Regions from separate parts of the Homo sapiens genome. Here all the other regions are linked to region 1. Evidence: chromatin loops called from intact Hi-C (ENCODE). Cell type or tissue: endothelial cell of umbilical vein. All regions are shown on one strand.

Evidence for each region. Peaks named below come from ENCODE experiments on the same cell type or tissue, not always from the same donor. Only the 100,000 strongest peaks of a DNase experiment are listed, where the experiment ranks them.
Region 2: it touches region 1 in a loop (2.1-fold over the local background); 10 of 110 quality-filtered maps call a loop at or near these places.
Region 3: a loop joins it to region 1, with 10 times the contacts of the local background. A loop is called at or near these places in 5 of 110 quality-filtered maps.

What each region holds. Positions count from the first base shown.
Region 1 is chr7:132,141,242-132,149,241 of GRCh38, forward strand. PLXNA4 (plexin A4) reads right to left here. Exons shown (of 32, transcript NM_020911.2): 26 at 7,302-7,405; 27 at 6,659-6,758; 28 at 5,269-5,459; 29 at 3,878-4,047. Among named protein-coding and RNA genes, the nearest start is that of PLXNA4-AS2, 120 kb to the right of the region's middle. In endothelial cell of umbilical vein, a CTCF peak has its summit at 4,345; a DNase peak (open chromatin) is centred at 4,390; H3K27ac peaks cover 592 bases.
Region 2 is chr7:132,062,178-132,070,177 of GRCh38, forward strand. No RefSeq gene overlaps it. Among named protein-coding and RNA genes, the nearest start is that of PLXNA4-AS2, 190 kb to the right of the region's middle. RefSeq lists a silencer at 2,123-2,294. In endothelial cell of umbilical vein, no CTCF peak of the experiment used is centred here; a DNase peak (open chromatin) is centred at 3,694; H3K27ac peaks cover 1,498 bases.
Region 3 is chr7:131,856,070-131,864,069 of GRCh38, forward strand. All of the region lies in intron 1 of LOC107986849 (a long non-coding RNA gene), which reads left to right. Among named protein-coding and RNA genes, the nearest start is that of PODXL, 300 kb to the left of the region's middle. In endothelial cell of umbilical vein, a CTCF peak has its summit at 3,275 (motif pointing right); DNase peaks (open chromatin) are centred at 3,282 and 6,102; H3K27me3 peaks cover 541 bases.

The sequences.
Region 1 (8,000 bases):
TATCTGACTCTCTGCCATCTACTGTATGACTTGGCAGAAGTCACACCCTTCCTCCCTGCCTGGGCCTCTCAGCCTACTCCTACTGGGGCTGAGAAGTACAGTGTAGCTGACTGATTTTTCATTTCTAAGCTGGCACGCTTGAAAACCCACATTCACCCACCTCATGGGCCCCATCGTATTCCCTCCTTCCCCTCCAGTTGGCACCTCCTGCCCACCAGGAACTGTGCTTGCAACTGGGGATACAGTGATGAATGAGACACATCCTCTGCTCTCAAGAAGCCTGCATTCTGGTGGGTTCATGGAAAGGCAGACATGAAATCAACTACATGCCGGGAGGACTGTTGGTGCTAGGACCAGGGATGTGTAGGGTCCAGCATGGGACCAAGGGAAGCATCAAGCCTACCCAGAGGGCAGTGTCCAGAATGCCTTCACAAAGGGGGCACTTGATGGTGGGAGTTTTAAAACTTGTGTAAGTCTTTCCTTTCCTTTCTTTCTTTTTCTTTCTTTCAATGGAGTTTTGCTCTGTCACCCAAGCGGGAGTGCAGTGGGGCGATCTCAGCTCATTGCAACCTCTGCCTCCTGGGTTCAAGCGATTCTTCTGCCTCAGCCTCCTGAGTAGCTGGGACTACAAGCAGCCATCACCACACTCAGCTAATTTTTATATTTTTAGTATAGATGGGGTTTCATCATGTTGGCCAGGCTGATCTTGAACTCCTGATCTCAGTTGATCTGCCCACCTCTGCATCCCAAAGTGTTGAGAATACAAGGCGTGAGCCACTGTGCCTGGCCTGTGTGTTTCTTAGCAGGGTGAGGCCTGGAGGAAGGTGGTGGAGGATGGGCTGCAGACAGGAAATCTGCATTAACAAAGACAAAGAGGGAAAAGTGTGCCCTGCAGTCTGCTATTGTAAGCCTGTTGCTTATAATGTCCCAATCCTGGGACCTTCTGCCCCTTTTGGCTGTAGCCATCCCTGCAGGCTATAATCCTACGGCTTCCAACCAGCCTGCTTGGACGCAGGTGGGAAAGAGGGCTAGGCACCATGCAAGGGATTGCTTACTTCTTTCCTCTGCTCCCACCTCTGCCTCCTGCCATTTCCCCTGATGTTTTATTGTTTTGGTGGTTGTTCTCACTGATGGTAATAGTTAGAATATTCATTATGTGTTTGGCTTGCTCGTTAGAACTTAAATTCTTTGAATTACATCATTTCAATAGAACCAGTACAATATTTCTATACTTGCTCTATCTCCCAGCAGCCAGCATGTACAAATAACAAATGCTATTAATACAGGAAAACCTAATGTTCAAGACTGCCAATCAGTCGACAAGGATCTATTAAGTTCCTACAAAGTGTGCAGGGCGGGACTCAGGCAGGCAGCATTGAGGTCTGAAAATGTTTGGCGGTGTTTGCTTCATCCCTGGAAATCCCTAATAGGAAATAATGGGATGGCACCCAGGAAAGCTCAGACAGCCACAACACCCAGGTGAAAGTAGGGGTCATTCCAGCTGCCCAGCCTTCCTGACAGCTGGGCTCAGAGCCCTGAATGCAGGACTCACGACTTCCAGCTAACGAAATCTCTGTTTACATCTTCCTGTTGTTCCACAAGTTACACCAAGGATAGGGACTCTGGGAGTCCACATTTGCTCTGCCGGTTGTTTCTTCCCTATGCTTCCCGGTCCTCAAGCCAGTTTTGCTGACAGGCACAGCAAACAGGGAAGCCACAGCACCCACCTGAGGTTCCCGCCTAATGAAATATTAGCATATTATTAACATTAGTGGTGGCACTAATCTCTGGTTGATTGCAGCCACTCAGGCTAAATGAGCAGGAGGTTTATTTAAAAGAGAAGAGGTAGGGAACTGTGGAAGAAGGGGGTGGGGAGAGGGTGGGTTACACCTTGGGCCAGGAATAAAAAAATAATCACTTTTCCATCAGAGACAATTAACTCCAAGTCAATATGCAGATCTTAAAATTCCCAGACTGTGTCTTCCTCAGCATAGCAATAGATCAAGTCAGGGTTGGGGGAAAGTGTCCTCAGGGTTGGGGGAAACTGTCTACTTTCTGGGATTTCCTTTGCTCAGACCTGAGTACTTGGAAGAGCTGGCATCCAAGAAGATTTGGCTCCACTCCAAGGACATTATGGCACCCCTGGAGGTGGCCTTGCCCCAGCAGGAGGGATGGGGTGAAAACAAATGGTTTAGATACCATTGTAGGTGATATTCTTGCACTGTGCTACTAAAAGCAGGTAGAAATGTTTAGAAAGACCCAACTTTCTCCAGCTAGGACCGAGAGAAGTTCTGGGCAGAGCATTTTTTTTTAAAAATTTCCTGAAGGCTGCTAACATTCAATGGAGGCAGTAAGTAGGAAGACTCACTAACAGAAGCAGATTGGTAGGCTGGGGACATGCCCCACTGAACAGCTCCCAGTAGTCACGCCACAAAGTCTAGAAGAGTTAAACGCATCTTACCTAAAGGCAGGTCCTGGGAGATATCAGACCCAGCACAGCTTTAAAAGGAGGAAATCGCATCACAAAGTTTTGCTACACTGAGTGAGCAATCTAGATTTTTGAGTCTTATTTCAGAAAGGTTGGAAGAACCCCAGAACGAAGGTCTTCTCTCACTAGGAGTTAATATGGGAGCAAACCCCATGCTTTGGTTCTGTGGTCTCAACCTTGGTTCCTACCTGGTTTTTCATATTCAGCAGGGATAGTCTCTTCTCCCGGTGAAGAGGATGAGGAGCCAGAGTATACTACATTGAATACAGTTTTGGTACCAAAGCCTGACTTCTGCCTTCATCTGTGCATTGCTTTGGGGCCCAGGGCTAGGTGCCAGGGTGCTTCGCTGAGCCCTAATGCTTTGCCCATCCTAGCAGTTGTTGGTGCGGGCAACAGGCCCACACTGCCTCAGAAGAATGATCTGGGGAAGAAGATCTGGAAAAGCTACAGGGAGGCAGTTCTGGAAGCAATGGGACAAAGGATAAGCCAGCTTTGCCTCAGGTAGAGCTCTCAACCAGAGACCACCTTGGCTCTGCATCTCATCAATAATTATTGAGACCCAGCTTTATGCAAGCTTCCGTACTAAGTGCTGAATACTGATGTGCGATCTTGAAATTTCAACCTGAAATACAAATTACTCACAAGTGAAAGGAAGGATGATCCATGTTAAAAGGAGAGAGGGGATCATAGGGGAGAACACCTAGAGTGTCAATTAGTACTTGGAGAATCCTGTTGTCTCAAAGGAAGACATAGTGGTTAAGGGCAGGTCTCTTCACCACACAGAGCTTGGAAAAGAGAAGAGAGCAATTGCTTGAATAGAATAGGAATGCCCTTTGTTCACCTGGCTGGTTCCTAAGTGTGTTTCAAAACTGCTTGCAAGTCACTGTTAGACATTGCCCTTCTAAGATCTGGTTGCACACGACACATCCTCCATCTTCCATAGCATTTGTCCCACACCAGCAGACTTCCTTGCCTCTCACCCTCATCTGTCAGTTCATTGAGGGCAGGGGCCATGTCTGATTAGCCCCGTGTCTAGCATAATCACAGGCACCCAGGAGGTACTTGGATGGGAGAGTGTCCTGGCCGTGACATTTGGCATATTTTTCTTGCTTCTTCAGCTGGTTCAATAAATGTTTGTTAACTGACTAAGTGATAGGAAAGAAAGATGCACAGACAGATTTGACTAGAGGGAAGTAAGAGAGGGAGTGAGCACAAAAATCTAGGAAGAGTGGATGGGGAGGACCAGAGAATGTGCCTGCTCAGAGTCCCTGCTGATGAAAACAGGCTCTGGCCAGCCCTTCTCCTGGAGGCCCAGAGTCCCACCACCATTAACTTGAGGCTGGGTGGGCTCAGGGCTCCCGATGTGCCCCCTGCCCTCCCTTCACTCACCAATTGCTCTTCCAGGTATGGCGGACGTGCGGGTCATGAATGCCATGTTTATCAGCCTGCTCATCCAGGAAGTCAAACATGTACTTGATGGCCAGGGGCAGGGCAGAGCCACGGTGTGCCGTGCTGAAGATGGTCTCAAAGAGGTCATCCACAAACTTCTGCAGTGTGCCCTGGAGAGGCAGGATACGTCCAGACACAGCTCGACTCACGTAGTTCTGAGGATGGCTTTTAAAACCTGCCTCACAGACCTAGGCAGGGGAGGATGGTATACAGCCCACCCTACTTGGGTAAAATTGGGTAAGTCCATGCATTAAATCATTTTTTCCCATTTCATCTGTCTCTAACAGCTTTAAATTTCCCCTGCACATGGAAAAGAGATATAACACTGATGACTGGACCTACGTAAGGCTTCCTCTGCCAACAACACGGTTTGGTTGAACACCCTCTGGCGGTGTTATTTTAGCACTTTTCACAAATGCTAATGAACACTCACTTGGTCAGAGCAGACAAACACAATCTGCTGGCTTTGTTTGGGCATTACTCACACTGGCTAATGAACAGTGACTCACTTGGCTCTGCAGAGAGCAGAGCTGAGCCCAGTCTCAGGAGTGAAAGACTAGCACTGCAGGCAAGCAACGTCCCCAGAACCAGGATTAGAAATGGTGCCGGAGGCCAGACACGGTGGCTCATGCCTGTAATCCCAACTTCTGGGAGGCTGAGGCGGACGGATCATTTGAGGCCAGGAGTTTAAGACCAGCCTGGCCAACATGGTGAAACCCCACCTCTACTAAAAATACAAAAAAAAAAAAAAAAAAAAATTAGCCAGGCGTGGTGGTGCATGCTTGTAGTTTCAGCTACTTGGGAGGCAGGAGGATTGTTTGAACCTGGGAGGAGGAGGTTGCAGTGAGCAGAGATTGCACCACTGCACTTCAGCCTGGGTGACAGAACAAGACTCTGTCTCAAAAAAAAAAAAAAAAAAAAAAAAGAAAAGATATGGTGCCTGGGAAGTCGTGATGGAGCCCCGACTTCCCCAACTTGAGATTGTAGATGATACCACAGAGAAGAAATCATTCTTTTATAAGGCATGGCAGAAGAATGTGAAAAGAGGCAGTTAGAGTCTCAGTATTTCAGAAGGGCATGGAGAAGGGGTAGAAACAAATCTTCAGATTGCATGCCAACACTGATGTATTGGCAGGGTTTGCCTGGAGTTCTGGATTGAGAAGGATTCTGAGGTTCGGTACGGGGAATGGTCAGCAGTGCCTCCTGGGGTGGGTAATAGAGTGGGCACCAGCATGAATGCTGGGTACTGGCTACTCTGGCATTTCTGTGGGCTGATGAAGTCCCTCTCCATAGCCTCTGGGCTCCCTGCACCCAGTTCTCAAGTCTGATACCTTAGTGGCCAGGAGTCGGGTCAGGTAGATTTCAGACACCATCTTGCTCCCCCGGTCCCCCTCCTTCTGGTCTCCGTGCTCGTGGTTCTTCACTAGGTGCCACATCTTGACTCCACTCTCCAGGTCAGGAGTGATCATAGGTGTCCGTGAGCGGAGGCTGTCGGGGCTGCCCGTGTACCGGATCATGTTTTCTGCCAAGGCAAGGATCACCCCCCGACATATGTGAGGCCACACAGCCTTAGCCCATCACTTACCATGCATCCCTTGCTCCGGCAGAAGCCAACGACTGTCTGATCATTCCTGCCATTGGTCGGTGCTGTCACCTTGCCTTGGTTTGGTGCATTCCCTGAAACTGGGATGCCTTTCTCACCACCTCCAGGAAACTATCTGTGGCTAATTCTACCCACTCAGATCTCCCCCTTCTTCCTGTACTCTGCATCGTGTCAACCCTTAATTATTCAATTTGTAAAAATATAAGCCTGTACTTTTTTAATGCTTTTCCTTGTAAGAGTTCTCAAGTCACGTCTCAGGATGTGTTCTGTGCAGCCAATTAAGTACATACTTAAGAGCAGGTAGCCTGTCTCCCTCAATAACCGCTGATCGGATGAGTAATCACTGGGTAACCTGCTCACCTTCGTCTGTCCTCCCCTCTGGCCTGCGCCAATTATTCCTGTTTATTTGCTGAAATTCCTGCCAGTGTTTGTGAAGTGTTGTGAAATGAGTACTGAGCAGGAAAAAGAAATGGCGGTCCTACTGTGTGCAGGCACTATTCTCTGTATTCATCTATTGATTATCTAGAATGATCCTGTTCAGTCGGTAGATTTTTCAGTCTCTTCTTCTGGTAAATAAATAAATAACCAAGGCTCATAGTGGTCAGATGACTAGCCCCAAAGCACACAGATAGGGCAGAACAGGGCTTCTTCTGGCTTCTACCCCACCTCCAGCACCCTCTCCTCACCACTGCAGAGCCTCGCACCTGGTCTGTACCTGCACTCCACTGCAAAATAACAGTGGCTCTTACAAATCATTTAGCCTCTGTGCACCTGAGTTATAATGTACTAATCTGCATAATAGGGGGAAATAATAATTATTTAATTCACTAGATTGTTATGAACATGATGTGAGATAATAGCTATCACACAGCCTGGAAGACATTCATGAAAGTTGGCTTTACTTCTTTTGCTCGTGGATGAAGGTCTTGCTTATGCATCAGAGTGCCCGACTGAAACCAGGGTCCTCTTCCCCCACCTGGCTCTCTTCCCCGATGGTCAGCCTGTCTGATGCCCCATCTCCCCTCTCCAAGAGTCTCCTGCCTTCTGGCTATGCTGCTGTCATGACAACAGCTGCTCAGGACACCCAGGCCTCCCTAGGACACTCGGTGGGATCTTACCATATTTACTTGCTGAGGTCCTGGAGACGGTGGAGTTGTTCACTGCGTTATAGGCTGTCACCTGCTTGGACACTAATGCCACCACGGAACCATCTGGCACCTACAGGGAAAAAGCTTCTCAGGGCCTAGGCACAGCAGCTCTGCCACTCCAGGAAATAAGGACAAATCATGATGAACTTGGCACTAAGGGGAAATTGGTGCCTTGCTGGAGAACTAGGGGACTTTGGAGGCTGTCAGCTTTCCTTGGAGCAGAACAAGACACAGATCTGGATACTGACAAGTATTCTGTTTTGTGGCTTCTCTTGGAGTAACTTCTGGCAAGAGCTCCTCCCTAGCATTCTCAATCCCAGTGCTTCCCTGGAAGATGACCCAGCCTTAAATGCCCAGAGGAACTTCTCAGGAGAGCCTTCCCTGGGGACTCTGCCCATGCCCTGCAGAAAGTGTGCATGTCAGGATGCTATCTCCAAAGAGGTCAGGGTTTCCTGGTTTCTTGGCTGGGAGACACCAATTTCCTCTGGATCACTAAGGGAACATGGAGTGCTGGTGAGGGGCTTGGTGTCTACCCCTGTTATTCCAGGGCAATGATTTCCAGGGCAAGGGACTTGTAGTTGGCTAGCTCCTCCCCTTTCCACATTCCCCTCACCTGGTAGTGGGCCAGTGTGTTCAGTCGCTTCCAATCATTCTCAATCTTGGTGGTGATGTCTTCATCCTGCAAGATCATCCTTGCCCCACTTCCTTGTCGCCACTCTGCCAAAAGAGCGGTGGCGTTTCAGAGAGGCCCTATGACCCCTCTTGTGGGGAAGCTGAGGACCCTGTGTAGGTACCTATGCAGTGCTAGCTCAAGGGTGTGTCCATTGCAAGTGCTAGCACATGCTCCTGCGAAAATGGAGTGCCAAAGCTCTCAACGCAGAGAGGCCCTGAGTTCCAGTTCTGGTTCTAAGCCCAACAAACTATGTGACCAAAATGGGGCTAACATCACTTATCCACCCTTGCCCATCTGCTTGCTGTGAATGGCTACATCTGTAAAAAGTAGGTGCTCAAAAAGTATTGGCCAAACAAAAGAGGCACATAATAAAACACTAAGCTTTGACAAAGCATGAGGCAAATGCAAAGTGGCATAGTTGTGGTAGCGTGACTTGTTTGGAAGCTCTTAGAGCTGATGAAATCAAGGCTGTAGGCTCAGTCACTGAACAGCCCCAGACCTGTTCCAGGGGTGTATCCTACAGGGTGAAACTGGCAGGTGTGTCACCCTTGTCAGGGAGATTGGGTCAAAGAGTGTGGAAAAAATCAGCAAAACCCATTCTCACGCCCATGAACATCCCATTCCCTGCAAAGTTTATGT
Region 2 (8,000 bases), 79 kb before region 1:
TCCACCTCTTTCTTAGCAGACAGTGAGCCTTCTCTAGGACTCAAAGGGAGACATCACCTCAGTTTGCAAGGGTTTTTGGTGCAAATGCAACCCTGAGAAATGACCCAGGTGAGCAGTCAGATCCTTGCCTTGTTGGCATGCCCAGCAAGAGACAAAGCAGCATGAGAAACCCACCAAAGAGTTTCTCTTCAAACAATTATAAAACACAAAACAAGATGATAGAAATGGATCAAAACACATCAGCAATCATAATAAACAGAATAGATTAAACTTGCCTTTTTAAAGATAGAAACTCCAAGTTTAGGCATAAGAAATGCAATTTATAAGAAACATGTAAAATAGAGCTTGTTCTTTTGGCCTTAGTGATTTGGCTGTGTTATATTTTGGCACATGTCTGGCTGCCTGTAAAATACAAATTTGTGTGTCTGTGTGTGTGTGTGTGTGTGTGTGTCGAATGTGATATGGTAGCATCAGGGCACAGCTAATTCCTCTCATTTTCCCCTCCTTCCTTATCCTCTGTCAAATCCATTCACACCTTTGCAAGACAGACACAGAAAGTTTGAAAGTAGAAGGAATGAAGAATGGCATACTCTGCAAGTACCACCAAAACAAAACTGATGCATCAAAACAAATATTAGAAAAAATATACTTAAGGCAAAAAAACCCATCAACCTCCCCATTAATTCTGAAAAAAGCACATCATTGCTTTGTGACAAACAGAACAATCTAGCTGAGAGGAAACATAAAAAATTAAATACCAACATAAGGCAGCATGAGATGAATGTTAAGTGAGAAGTTCAAACAACAAGTGCTGTGGATTCAGAGGAGGAGGACGTGGATCTGACCTGAAGCCATCCAGAAATCGATTCTGGATAAAGAACATGCTGCTTTAGGTAGATTTGACATGAGGGTGGGCCATGAAGCAAGCGACAAGTAAATTGCAGCTTGTTTGAGACACTGAAATATGAATTTTGGGACTTTATAAACAAAGAGCAGAAACAAATGCTGGGTAGACCTCGGTGGTTGGGCAGCTCTTGATCTTGGTGCTGGTGGGCCAAGGGCAGCAATCTCATCCCTGTAAAGCCTATGTGTCTGCCTCTGCTCCCCACATCTATTAATATAATAAATCCCATCTCTAGCCAGCCTCCTGTGAATGAATAGCCTAGGATGGGCCTGAGTGTTTAGTTACAGGTGGCCTGCAACAGCCATTGTGTTCTTCTGGAAAACTATGGATGACTAACCCTGGGAAGAAGGACTCTCAAGTTCAGAGAAATGAAGTACCTGGCCTAATGTCAGCTAGCTCGGTACAGAATTGGGACCAGAAGCCCAATCTCTTGATTCTTTCTAGACATCACAAATCACAGGGGGCGTGCTTTTGCCTGGCTTGTTCTTTTGACCTTAGTGGTTGGCTGCCCGTATGAGAGTAAGAATTTGTGTGTTAGGGGTGGGGATTGGGCAGGGAGAGTGGTAACAGTGATGTGATACTAGGGGGTACAGTTAATTTCTCTCCTTTTTCTCTCCTTCCTTGTCCTCTGTAAAATCCATTCACACCTTTGCAAGACAGATGGAAAAAGGAACTTAGGGTGGGGGCTGTGCTTTAAAACCTGGCTCCCTGGACATGGGGCCTGGGGAGTTTGGTGCCCACGTGATAGGGACTGCTAGAGAGGCCCCAGAGCATCTGTCTGGGGACACTGTGGACACATGTCCTGAGAATACCCCCTCAGGGGCTGAGGCGGGGCATCATACCATCTTGGGAGCCCAAAGCCATGTGCTAACAAGCTGTTGGCAGAGGACTAGAGAAAGACATTTTCAAAAACAACAGCAACAAAAATTGCAAGCCACTCCATCCGGGCTGCAGACCCCTCCCTGCATCTCATTAGCGCCTGGGGTGGGAGGAGAGGGGGCTGGCAGGCACTGCCTACACCTACGTGTCCTGAAAACCAATGCATGCCCACAGAGGTGGGCGGGTGGGAGGCGCAGAGTGGCCCAGCTCCCAGCCTAGGAAAGATCTTTCCAATGCTCTGCTTGTCATTTGTTCCCTTGTGTGTGAATTTTTAGAACAGGTATCAGATTCTTTCTGTGTAGGACACTTTTTGTTTGTTTTTGGAGTCAATGCTCTAAGGTCTCTTCCGTGTCTTTAAAACTTGGGTTTTGAATATGATTTCTATGAAGAAAAGCGAGTCATCAGAATCCTGTCTTTGTGGACTGTTGACATCATAGCTGAGACTGCCACAGTTGGTGCTGCAGACTCAAAGTCAAGTGCTCCCATAGACGCCCCACTCGCTGCCATAGTGAAGACCCCCATTTGCCTCCAGAGGTCAAGCTTCCTTGTCCAAGTTGGAAAGTAGACAAGAAAATCCTCAGCCACTTCCCCCATTTCTTTTCTCACTTGCTCCTCATCCCTTCATGTTTGTATTCCCAAGATCTCAGGCTTCTAAGAAAGCTCATCTTAGCCTTCTAAGAAAGCTCATCAAGTTGGGAGTGAGACCTGCCATGGCTGTGGTCATGTCTGTCCTGTCACTCAGGAGGAGCAGAGGCTTCTCCTCCTGGGGACACTCTGCCCTCCCAGGCTCTCCCAGACTTCCCCTACCCACTTGTTTTACAATAGCAGTAACTATCGCACATCATCCTACTCTACTTGAGTCTCAGAATCAGACACATGTCTGTCTCTATAAAATGGGAACGGCGGTGGAGGTGGGACTTTCACAGACAGAGGGGATGGCAGCCCCTAAGAAAGAAGTACAGGTGGCTTCTCTTAATGACTCTTATTCCCAGCAAAGACAAACAGTGATGCCATCATTTGCAGTTGGATTCTGAGGCCCCGCCTACCTGGGAGGCAGGACACATTGGGGACCAGCCATCCTAGTGTGACAAATAATTGAGTTTCATAATGACCTTGTAGAGCCAGATTCCTGGAAATGGCATAAACCTACCTGTGATTGTTGTCAAACTCTAAGATGCTTTGTTACCATTGCTCACTCCAGGAGGGGAAGCCATGGTTCATGAAGTTCATTAGGTGGGTGGTAAACAGGATTTTGGTAGTTGTTGAAGGTTGGGGCTCAAGACCCTCTCTGGAGGCCCAGGCTGGCTGGTTAAAGACATTCTGACCTCCCAACATTAGAGCAACACATCAGAAGGCATTCGAGGCTGTGGGGCTTCTAGAGCCAGAATTCTCAGGTCATCGCCCTCAGCACCAGTGCTGTAGGGTTCCACCTGCCTGCAGCTTGGGGAAGAAGAAAGGCTGGCTGCCCAGAGTCACGGCCTAGCTTGGCTGGGAGGAAGATAGAGGAGCTGTCTCCTCTTCCTCACTTGTCTTCCCTGTGCCTGCTCCTGGTCCAGCTGGGTGAGATGGAAACTATCTCACATGGAGAGATGTTAAGGCAATTCTGGCAAAGCAAGCGCTAATAAAGTGCTGGGAACTTCCCCATCTCTGCCTCTTGAGGGAACTGAGCATGCTCTGAAGGGCATGGCCAGGTTTGCCTTTGGTGGAGGAACCAGAGGCTTGGTTTGGTCTTGGGGCAGGCTGGGCAAAATCGCTGAGTATGAGTGTTTCCTCCTGAGCATCCTCGGGGAGGGGAGCCCCTCCCTTCTCTACATCCTCCCCCACTGGCTCCTTCATTTCCGGGCACTTTGCCTTCTTATTTCTGTTCTCTCCTCTGAACCAGAGAAAGAAAGATGATTAAACGCTTCTGCTATGTGGATGCCCATGACTCACTGGCAGGAATGGCCTCTCCAGGCAGGCTGTGCTTTCTGTCTCCTTCCCTCATTTCACCCTCCACTTTCCCCTCCCCTGCCTTGCCCCTTGCATCAAAATGAAGTCATGTAAGACCAATTCAAATTGATTTCTCTTTTCCTTCTATTAGAATATCAGCTCCATAAAATCAGGATAAGAATTTGTGGTCTGGAGTCTGAAGACAGGGATTGGAGTCCTGGCTTTTCTGCCCACTAGGTGTGGTTTTGAGTGGTTATTTACCTTCCATAAGTCTTTGTTTATTTGGTCATAAAATAGGGAAAATGATAGAGCCAGCCTTTCAGGGTTATTGTGGGGATCAGCGGAAATAATATTAAGTGTGAACTGGTATTGTCTGTAACACATAGTGCATGCCATGAGCCAGGCACCATGGGGATCAGACTGGAATTCGCTCCAGTGTGTAACAGGCAGATCCAGTGACAAAGAAGGAGAGAAATAAGCCAGCCTTGGTACCATCAAAGGAGCACCCAGCCTTCCCCCTGTGCCCCACTGAGCAAATGGCTAATACCACATAGCACAGGCCAGGGGGACAGATGCCTTTGTATGGAAGAGCTAGTACTGGTAGCCAGGGACCTGGCCACACGGGGAGGCACAATTGAATTTTTCCCTTCCATCTGACAGTTCAGGACTGGATGTTACTTTCCAAATGAAAGCGGTTCTGGAAGGTCGTTGGGAACAGTGAATTGTGATTATGCTGGCACATTTTTAATTCTGTCTCATTACAGCTGCTGTTAAGGCTGCATTATAATAATTGCTTTAGTTCTGCTTTGGTATTTGCAGGCTCCTTTAATGTAGCTGTAATCTATGTGTATATTAAAGTAAGCAGAGCCAAAGAGCAGGGGCAGCCTTATTAGACTGGAGAAATGCATGTTGGGGGTGGCGGTGAAGCAGACAGGCAGACGGGAGCAGGGTCCTGGCGGGGGAACCTCGGGACAGCATGCGGAGTGGAAGTTCTGGCCTCAGGCCCAATGCAGACTCACGCTGTGACTTTGAGCAAGTTGAAGCTGCCTGTCTCAGCTCTCCCATCCATTATATGAGTTACAAAGTCTGTCTTGGAGGTGCTTAAAAGTTCTTAGGAGAAAAACCGTTACTGGCAAAGAGCCCAGGGAGATGGCTGCATTGGGCCCTCAGAGCAGCCAGAGTGGAGCCCAGCAGGAGCCTCCTCGGCCGCCCACGGTGGAGCAGCCAGGCGACCCCTCGGCAAGGGACAGTCATCAAATAAATGGCATGCAGACACCCCCAATTCCCAGGGAAAATTTGGCTCTGGTCTTCCTGCGATCACTCCCTGTTCTGGTTTCTTCTTTAAAATTCGGTTTGTTTGAACTGTTGCCACTCCCTGCACGGTCCTGTACACACAGCATTTCAGCCACTTGATGGAGGTCTTACTGCTGTCCTTGAATACTATGGCTCTCCTTTTTCCCCTTCAAGGGCAGTGGGTGTCAGTTTCAAGGACAGAATGCAAGGGCTGTCCTGGACCAGACCACTCACCAAGTACTCACTATGAACGGCATTCACCTCCTAGCTGTTATTTTGGGATAGGAATTCATATTGTGCTCACACCAGTCATATGAGCTAAGTAGCAGTATCATCTCCTTTATTTTATTTTAGTTTTTGAGACAAAGTCTTGCTCTGTCACTCAAGCTGGAGTGCAGTGGCGTGATCTCAGCTCACTGCAACCTCCACCTCCCAGGTTCAAGCAATTCTCCTGCCTCATCCTCCCAAATAGCTGGGACTGACTATAGCTGCACCACTACACCTGGCTAATTTTTTTTGGTCTTTTTAGTAGATACAGGGTTTCACTATGTTGGCCAGGCTGGTCTTGAACTCCAGGCCTCAAGGGATCTGCCAGCCTTGGCTTCCCAAAGTGCTAGGATTACAGGTGTGAACCACTGTGCCTGGCCTCATGTTCTTTATAGATGAGTGAACTGAGGCCAGTGAAGTCCCACATACCTAGTGAGTGGCAGAGCTAGACATGGAGCCCAGACCATGCAGAGGCTGACCCACGATTTTAGCACTACCTCAGGCTGCCTCCCCCTCGTCCTCTCTCCCTCCTCAAGAATCATCCATTTTTCTGTGCTGATTCAGAGCTCGCCACTGAATTCAGATTGGTCTGGGGATCAGTGGAAGGATCAGAAGGTTCTCTCAGGACCAGAGACACAGGCCTGGGTAGATGCATGGGAAGAGACCACGGCCAAAGTGTGGACAAGGGCAAATCAGAGCCATTGAACAAAACGTGTCTTTGGCTCCTCAGCTCTCCCAAATGATGCCTTTGCCTTGTAACAGTGGGTGTTGCAAAGGGAGTGAGAATGAGGCAGAACTCTTGGTGTTCCTATGCACCTGTACCCCCCACCTTGTACGTGGGCCATGAAACACCCAGATATTCCCAGAAGGATTCCTGTTTTGCCTCTTCCCATTTCTAAAGACTTCTACATGAAGAAGATTTCAGACTTTCTCAGCACCTTGCCCTATTGCTTCTGCAGGGAGAATACTCTTCATCGTATGCAACTGAAATGCAGCCTGCTACAGCTCAAAATCTACCAGGTTCATTGAATCCCAATGTTTAAGGGAACTTAAACATTCCTCCCACTGCAGAAATTCCTTTCAAGCACCTCTGATTGTTGCCCCATAGCCTTGGGTCTAAGATGCAGGAAGATGGGTGCCAACCCACCCCCTTCCTTCTCACCAGATAGCCTGTTTCATTTCTTGAATAGTTCTAATAATTAAAACGTTCTTCTTTACTTTGGATCAATGTCTCCCTCCTGATACCTTCCACCAATTAATCCTAGTTTGATCTCCTGGAATTAATCCATTCCGTTTTTCAAGTGATAGTATTCTGAATTTATGAAGGCAGAAGTTCCTCTGGAGTCTTCTTTATCCTTCAGCATCCTTCAGTTCTTTTTCTGTTACTTCTATTCAGATATTCCTCAAAGAGAAAAAACATATCAAAAGGTCCTAGATTGTCTCCAGCATAAATTAGTCTCATGCAAATGTTTCCTCTTCTTCATCTACTGTATTCCAGTCCAAATGTTTGGGTAACTACCAATACTACATATTCTCCTGAGAGCTGAGAAATATTAAGAAAATAAGATGTGGTCTCTGCTCTTGGTTGTATAACAGTAGCATTAACAACTAAATTCTGACTGTGGACAAACTGCCTCCTCCTTCCTATAGTACTTTATGGTTGGAATGGTAAATGCACTTATGTGCAAAGTGTCCTGTTTTGACTGTAAGGAGAACTGTGGAACTCACTTCCTGCCATGCTATCTCCATCTTGTTCCTGCCTCTGTCCCACACCATCTTCTGGGTCTGCTCTCTCTGTGTCTTTATCTCTATTCTTGGTTTTTCTTAATTGGCCCATCCAAGAGCCCTCTCCAGTCCTCCCATCCTTTCCTACAGGATCAGGGAAATACTCCCCCCTAAATACTGTCCTTAATTAGTTAATAAAATCTCCCTCCACGACACAGGCAGCTCTCCCCCGAGAAAAACCAGTGACAGATACGAACACCATTTGGTCTAATTAGTTCTGATATTTCACACAACATATTTGTGAGGTTTTTTGGAAGGAGGAGAGGAAGGCAGCAAAATGCTTCTGTTAAAAGAACAGCAGGTTGGCTCGGATGACAGGAGGGACAGAGTTTGGGGTCTTCTTTTGTAGCTGCAAATAGAGCCTTGGTGAAATCAGTACCACCTGGCCTAGTGACACTTGCACCTGTAGTTCTCCTTGCACCTCTGTCTGACTGCACTGGCCTTCCTGGGTCTGAGACCATATCCTTTCCTTATTCTAGTGAAGCAAAGTTCCTGATTGAGTGACCTTTTCTTTTATGATGACAGAAATCTATGCAGAGTGAGGTAACGTGAGAGGAGCTTAACACTAGAGACCTGGGGATTTGGATTTGGGGCACAGCATTCTATATCTGTCCTGCCTTTGGCTTGCTCTGTGACCTTGGAATGATTATTGAACTCTAAGGCCTTTTTTCAGTCTAAGGGCTACATAGGGGAGAGGAGGGAGGGGGTTAAACTCATATCTTATATTGCTAGAATAGATGTCTCTCAAGATATGGAATACTGGCTATTAGAGAGTATATAAATTAGGAGTAGCTGTTGACATAGAAAATCAATCCTATATTCCTCTGTCACATTTGCTGTCATCTGTTTATAACCTGCAAGTTTTAAGAGGTATGTTTACTGCTCCAGAGAGCCCAATGTGCACCTTGCATATCCAGCAACATGGGTTCAATCTCATGAACCC
Region 3 (8,000 bases), 290 kb before region 1:
ATGCTGACAGTGATAGGATAATGAAGTCCAGGTTGAGGTGGTCTCAGATGGAGATGAGGTACTTATTGGAAACTGGAGCAAAGGTCACTATTGCTATGCTTTAGCAAACCGGCTGGCATCATTTTGCCCCTACCCTGGAAGTCTGTTGGACTTTGAACCTGAGAGAGATGATTTAGGGTATCTGGCAGAAGAAATTTCTAAGCAGCAAGGCATTCAAGAGGTGACCTGGTTGATTCTGAAGGCATTCAATTATAGTGCTCACCAAGAAATGGTTTGAGATTGGAACTTATATTTAAAGGGGAAGCAGAGCATAAAAGTTTGGAAAATTTGCAGCCTGATGGTGGTTTCCCCCATACTGTGCTTGTGATAGTGATGGAGTTCTCATGAGATCTGATGGTTTAAAAGTGGCAGTTTTTCCTGCACTCTCTCTTGTCTGCCACCATGTAAGATGTGCCTTGCTTTCCCTGCACTTTCTGCCATGATTGTAAGTTTCCTGAGGCTTCCCCAGTCATGTGGAACTGTGAGTCAATTAAACCCTTCTTTGTAAATTACCCCAGTCTTAGGTTGCATTCTTTACAGCAGTGTGAAAACGGACTAATACATACCATATTGAGGCACTTGCAATGGTTTCGTTCATACCTCTGTTTCCCCTCATGGATTTGTGGGCAATTTGGGGGAAAGGTACATGTTTTAAGACTTTAAAAAATTATCTCTACTTCTTGAACACTGACTAGAAATATGTTTGTTAATTGAGACAGTCACCTTGTCCCCAGCCCAAATGGAGGTCCCAGCTCAAGGATTCTCATGCATTAGTTCATCCAACCATTCATTCAACAACTATTTATTGAACACATATTATGGGTCAGATACTATTGGAGGCACTGAGGATATGGTGGGTACATGATAGAGGAGGACTCTGCTCTCAGGGAACTGTCATTCTTATGGGAGACTTAGGTAATATGCAAGTTAACAGTAAACAGATAAAGAAGAGAATCTTAGATCAAAACAGGGCAATGTCGTTGATTTAGTCATTCGGCAAATATTTATTCAGTACCTATGTCTTATTAGATATTACTATAGTTTCTGGGCATGTGGAAGAGAACAAAACAAAGGTCCTATCTTCAAAGATGCTCTTCGGGTAGAAAAAGACTTGGCGGATGAGGTGTAGTATTAGATAGGATGGTCAAGGCAGACATTTCAAAGGCACTGCATGGGACCTAAGTAATTAAGAGGATGGCACTTGAACAAACACTTCTATAAATAATGAAGAGGAACCAGTTATGGAAATATCAGGAAGAGAATTGCTTCAGGAAGATGAGAAAATAAGTGCAAAGGCCCCAAGGCAGGAATGAGCTTGTCATGAGGAACACAAGCAGGCCAGTGTGTCTGCAGTGGTAAGAGCTGAGGGTAGGAGCTCCCATGGGGCCCTGCAGGTGGTGCTCAGGTGTTTAGATTTTGTTTTATTTAATTTTAAATGCATAAGGAGCTATTAGTTCAGGATGGATAAATGTGGATCTATTTCCTGGAGCTCACATCTGAAGATTTGATTCAGTGAGTGTGGTGTAAAGCCTTGGAATCTGCAAAACATTCCCACGGTGGTTTCAAAGCAAGAAGTCTGTGAATAATTCTTGATGGTAGATTTTAGAGAGACCGCTTGGACTTTTACTAAATGCCTGCTATTTAGATTTGAAATCAGCATGGGAGGAGGCTTTGGGTCAAATACATCACAGAGCTGCAAGGAAGGATAACTGGTTCCCTGCAGCATCCCAGACCCCAATTCTTTGGCCTAGCACTGAGACTCCTTTATGCGTTGAGAAACCCTTGGAGAGCTTGTGGAGCTTCAGCTTCTTACGTGGGCCCCAGTATCTGGAGAAAGCAATGCAAAGGTTGCATTGGCTTAAGGAGTAGAGTTCTGAAGTTCATGCCATTTAACGTCTCTGAGTTCTGGCCTTCTAAAGTGGTTCCAAAATCTAGCAAAGAAACTGGATGAGATTCACTCAAGGATTCCCTCTCTACAAATAAAATGAAGTAAAATAAAATTTGGATTATATTATTTTATGAAAATCATGATAATCTTCTGAAGCAGGTAGGTCAGGATCATTATCCATGGCAGAGTTGAGTTGAGAATACAGCGTCTCCTGATGCATAGCCCCAGGCTCTTCCAAAACATCCAGCATCAGCTCCTTAGCCCATGTTCGGTGCACACCGAAACCCCTGATTCCTAAAACCTTGTTTCTTATTCTGTTCCTCTGTTTACAGACAGGACTGCACCCAGGCTGGTAGAGGGCTATTTTGTTTAAAGGTGTCTGGGGAAGAAATACTCACAACCTCACTCCGAGCCCTTTCTGGGATCATTGCCTCTTGGCATTTCTTGTGCAAGGAAAGGAGGCAGGGTTGAGCTTGGGGCTGAGCAATGAAGACCAGATGGCGTCTGCCACATATTAGCTGGGTGACTTTAGGCAAATCCTGTCCCTCTCTGGGCCTGGGTTTGCTCCTCTGGAAAGTGAACTGGTGAGATGAAATGTAACTTCTGACATTTATTCCATGGTTTTTCTGTCGTTTGCTTTATAGAGCTGGGGAAATAGAGGCTCAGTGTCAGGACGTGTTGGAGAAAATTGCCTTTTGAATAGAGAGTGGAATTACAATTGCTCTCTGCTTCCCTGTTCAGTGAGCTGGCCACTGCCAGACCATACTCCCTCCCTGGCAAGCTTTTGTTCAAAGCAGCATGCAGAGAGGCTGGAACAAGCCCACTGGCCTCTTGGTCCTGCTCCTCATTTTCCACTCCAGCCTCATTTAGAAGGAGGCTTTTATTATCCCTTTTTCTCTTGGTTTCCTTTCTTTCCTATTGGGATGCAGCTGCAAACACAATTAGAGAGGACAAATGCTAATTTCATCTAGAACTGGAAACTGAATTTCTTTTTAAAAAGGAGATGGGACCTCAGAGGGAACATTCTTTATTTTCAAAGCATCAGTGAACCAGAGGAAGGAAGAGGGGCTGCTGTGATTTGGGAAGCTGTGCTCCCCGCTCTTAGTGTGAGAAAGTAGACTCCAGAGTCCCTGACTGAAGTGACATTACATTTGTTCAGGAAGCATGATCCATCAGCTGGAAAACACGGGGATGTGCCTGGGACTAGCTCACAATCTCAGAGAGGCTTTAACACAGGCACTGATGGTGGCCATGGACACCTGGAGAGAGGGTTGCCATAGCTTCATCACTTTGACTTAGAGTTGAGCAATTTGGACCTGACTGGACAGCAGAGGACATACCCAGTCCGTCCAGTAGAGGGTGCCAGCAGCCTCCACCCATAGAACAGCCTCAATGTGAACACCCTCACTTCTTTCTGAGGAAGCGTTTACAGGCAGAGCTGTGTCCGTTCACAGTGTTCAGCTGCTTGAGCATGGCTTCCATCCATTCGGGGAGAGCAAAGAACCCTGGACCTAGAGTCATGAGCCTTGGATGCCAGCCTTGACTCTGGGACCCCAGGGAAGCCATACATCTTGGCCTTATTTTTCTTATCTTCAAAATTTGCAAGAATTATCACAGAGGTGCCTTTCAGCTTTAATACTCCACAGTTCTGTGACTCATACGTATGACTGAAACTCTCAATGAAAGATGAGTTAACTTGAAATGTTCTGGAAAGTTGGGCTTGGAGTAACAGATATAAACAATACAAGTTTATATGGAGCTGATTTATGGAGAATTTTATTTAGAGGAATAAGGAAATGAAACAGTCTCCCCACTGTCTCTGTTCTCTTGGGTGAGAACCTTTTCAATTGCTTTTAGCCAGCGGTCACTTGAATCTTTTTAGGCAAGCTTGTTAAAAGGAAGCAAGATGGTTTGGGCTTGCATTAGGGCAAATCAAGCACCATAAAACCCTGAAAAATCAGAGGCTGAAACGCAATACAATTATATTTCTCACTTATATCATAGTCCAGTTTGAAACAGGTGGAATGGGCTCTGCTCCACAAGGTCATTCAGTAACTCAAGAGACCTTCCAATTCATGATTCCATCCTCTTCCAGTCCTCAAAGTTTTCTGCTCAGCCAGTGGATGGGGAAAGAGAGAGAGTGGAGAATTGCCTAGGAGTTCACAGGCCAAGCTGGGAGTGACATATTTTTAAAAATTATTATTATTATTTTTTGAGTTGGAGTCTCACTCTGTTGCCCAGGCTGGAGCACAGTGGTGTGATCTCAGCTCACTACAACCTCTGTCTCCCAGGCTCAAGTGATTCTCCTGCCTCAGCCTCCTGAGTAGCTGGGATTACAGGCGCCTACCACCACACTAATTTTTTGTAACTTTAGTGGAGATGGGGTTTCACCATGTTGGCCAGGCTGTTCTTGAACCCCTCACCTCAGGTGACCCACCCACCTTGCCTCCCAAAGTTCTAGGATTACAGACGTGAGCCACTGTGCGCAGCCTGGGAGTGACATATATAATGCTTGCCCTCTTTCCATTCAACAGGAGTGGTCACATGGTCCCACCTAGAAGCTCAGGGACTGGAAAATATGGCCCAGGGTTGTGGCCCAGAAAGAAAAAGAGAACAAAAGTCTTGATGATAATTAGCAGTTTCTGCCTCTCTAAGGGCTGTTTCTGAGAATGAAGAAGAATGCCCTCTCTATAGCGTAGGTACTATTTATGTGAAGGCAGTGTCCCCATCACTGTAAGACTGTGTCCTCCCTCAGGGGCACCTTTCTTGGGTTTACACTAAAGTGCTATATAAGCTAGCAGTGGCCCGACATATGCTCTGAAGTCAGGCATATCTTGTGTCTAATCTCAGCCCCACTAACTAATTATGAGAACTTGAATAGGAAACCTGTTTCCAGATTACAAATGAGGCAACTGAGGGTTGTAGGGAAGGATTCAACCAATCTCACAGGGTTTTTGTGAAAATTACATGAAATAAGATATTTAAGGAGAATGAGGCAGAGTAGGCACTCAATAAATAGTATTAGAGTTCTCCTCTCACCTCCCTTTTGGAATGGTTCTACCACCATGAGACCCCCTGTTAGGAATATTGGTCTATGGTTCAGTTCATTAATGAATTTGGGCCAGTTCCAGCTCCTTAAAACATTATAAGGTCCTTTCCATTCCTGCTGAAATGCACAGTTAATGTTAACTCTGAGCCTGATATCCTTTAAATGGCATGCATTCAATAAGGCAAAACAAAAGCTCAGAACCCTATAGAAGAATGAGCAGAGATAATAACACTAAAAATCTGAGCTCCGTTAGTGACTGCAATGGAATACTTGAGTGTTGAGGTGTCTGGCACCTAAGGCAAAAAAGGGGAATCAAATGGATTGCATAAATCTCATTATATGATTTAAGAAAGATGCCTCTTTGTGAGGGAATAGTAACTCTTTTTTCCTGGGGGGCTACAATGAAGAAGACATTTATCAGGTGGCACTTACAGGTGAAGGCATGGCCTTTCCCCTTCTGTCTATGTGATTGACTCTGAGAACTGCCTTTGGATTTTCAAAAGCGTAATCTGGGGCAGAATGAAGAGAGATACCTGCTCCCCAGGATTCAGGAGCAGGCCAGTGCCTCCCATGGGTAAATACCTTCCTCTTGGGTGGAGATTTGTGTCTCGAGAAGGGCATAGATGGATTCTACCAGCTACAGGCTGGATTCTAAGAGCTGGGAATTACCTCACACAGAGTCAGGGTCACAGGGCTATGAACTCAATGAACACCAAGCAACGGTGCAGCTTCCAGAGTCCCTTCCTGCTTCTAGTAGCCCTGCTGGATGGACGAGGTGCAGGGTGCAGCCAGCCTGCCTGGGGCCTGCCCAGCCCTGTTTGTCTTATGTGGCATAAAGTCCTCCTGAAATAATTTTGCATTTGCTTTAAAACAATTTGCCTGATTGTAATGATAAAACAACATTATATGCAGATGTCTTGCTATTTTAAAAAACCTAATTTACTTTGAATTAATGTTTGTTGACATGGTGTTTGGTGGGGCAGGGACAGAGATAGAGGGACCAGGAGATGGAGCTATTGAAATGAGAGAACCACTAAGTAAAATGGTTCTTCTCATTTTTTTTTTCTTCAAATCAAACTTTCAGGAGAGAGAACAGAGTTAAAATCTGCAGGAAATGCTTGCATCCAGGAATGTTTTAAAGCTCTTGCCAAGATCAACAATGAGAAGTATGTTTGGAAATTGCTTTGCAAACCTCCCAGTTTGCAGAGCGCAGCACCTCACCAATAATGGTGATGGTGGCTGGTGTTTATAGGACACCCATTGTGAAAGGGCTGTGAGCACTGGGCATTTATTTGTAAGCACCACTTGTTTACACAGTCAAGCTGGGACGTTGAGGTGATAGAAATAACTCTCCTTTTCAATAAACAAGGAAACTGAGTCACAGCAACCAGTTCGAGTGACTTCATTAAGGCTTAGATTCAGCCTCACAGTATTGGAGTAGGTTTCAGAGGTCACCTTGTGGCAAGTTTTTGGATTGACCTCTTGGAATTTCAGACCTGAAATGGTCCGTGAGGACCACGTGAGGACCACATCCGGTTAGAGGTGGAATTGGGCATATAAACAAAGCATCCAGGATGACTTCTGTTAACTTTCGTGTCTGCAGAATTCCTCTGAAGCAGTCCCAGGCCTCCACCAAGTCTCACACATCTGGCCCTGTTTTCCTTTGCTCTATCCTCAAACCTTCTTCAAAAAGCTTCAGATTCTAGGTAACTGCAGGGGGTTCAGCTTCAGGAGACAATGAGACTCCAAGATACAGGTGCAAGGCTTGGCATCAGCAGACTTAGGTCTGAATCTCAGCTCAGATGTTTTTAAATGGTTTGACTATAGGTAGATGACTTAATTTTTATGATGCCTCCTTTGAACACCTAACTCAGTGGCTCTCCAAGCGCAGTGTCTCAAGCAGCAATATCAGCATCATTCAGTAATTTGTTAGAAATACAAATTCTTGGGCTGTACCCCCGACCTACTGAATGGTCAACTCTTGAGTGAGGCTCAGCAATCTGGGTTTTCAAAGTCCTCCAGGTGATTCTGGTAGATGCTGAAGTTTGAGAAGTGCTGCTGAAACTAATAATACCATCAGCCTTACAAGGCTGATGTTAGGCTTAGAATTAAAACATGGAAAGTTCATAGCACACATGAGATGCTCAATAAACTATAGTAGTGACAGTGGCTTCTCATCATCATCATCATCCCCTTCCTTCCTTCCTTTCTTTTTTTCCTTCTTTTTTTCTTCCTTCTTTTTTCTTTCTTTCTTTCTTTCTTTCTTTCTTTCTTTCTTTCTTTCTTTCTTTCTTTCTTTCTTTCTTCTTTCTTTCTCTCTCTCTCTCTCTCTCTCTCTCTCTCTTTCTTTCTTTCTTTCCTTCCTTCCTTCCTTCCTTCCTTCCTTCCTTCCTTCTTTCTTTCTTTTTCTTTCTTTCTTTTCTTTTTTTTGAGACACAGTTTTACTCTGTTGCCAAGGCTGGAGTGCAGTGGCGCAATCTCGGCTCACTGCAACCTCTGCCCCCTGGGTTCAAGCGATTCTCCTGCCTCAGCCTCCCAAGTAGCTGGGATTACAGGCGAGTACCACCATGCTAGGTTAATTTGTGTATTTTTAGTAGAGATGGGTTTCACCATGTTGGCCAGTGTCGTCTTGAACTCCTGACCTGAGGTGAGGTGCCTGCCTCGGCCTCCCAAAGTGCTGGGATTACAGGGGTGAGCCACAATGCCTGGCCATCATTTCTTCTCTGAAACTACCTTTTAGCTTGAGAGATGTATCACTCACAATCCAGAAGCCTGTAGGATTTCAGTAGTACCTGAACTGTGCTCTCTTAGCTGACACTCATGAGCTGGAGAGACAGATTTGACTCTATTTTATACATTCTTATTTTCTTAGCTTTTTATTCAAGTTCTGGAACTATAAGCAGAGTGATAGGGAAAAGGGCCAAGTACTATAGGGGCCATTTGGGCAGGGAGTTTATACCTGCAATCTGTCACCTCTCCCATGATGAAGGTAACAGAGAGAGGAAGAGCTTTGTCAGGGATGTT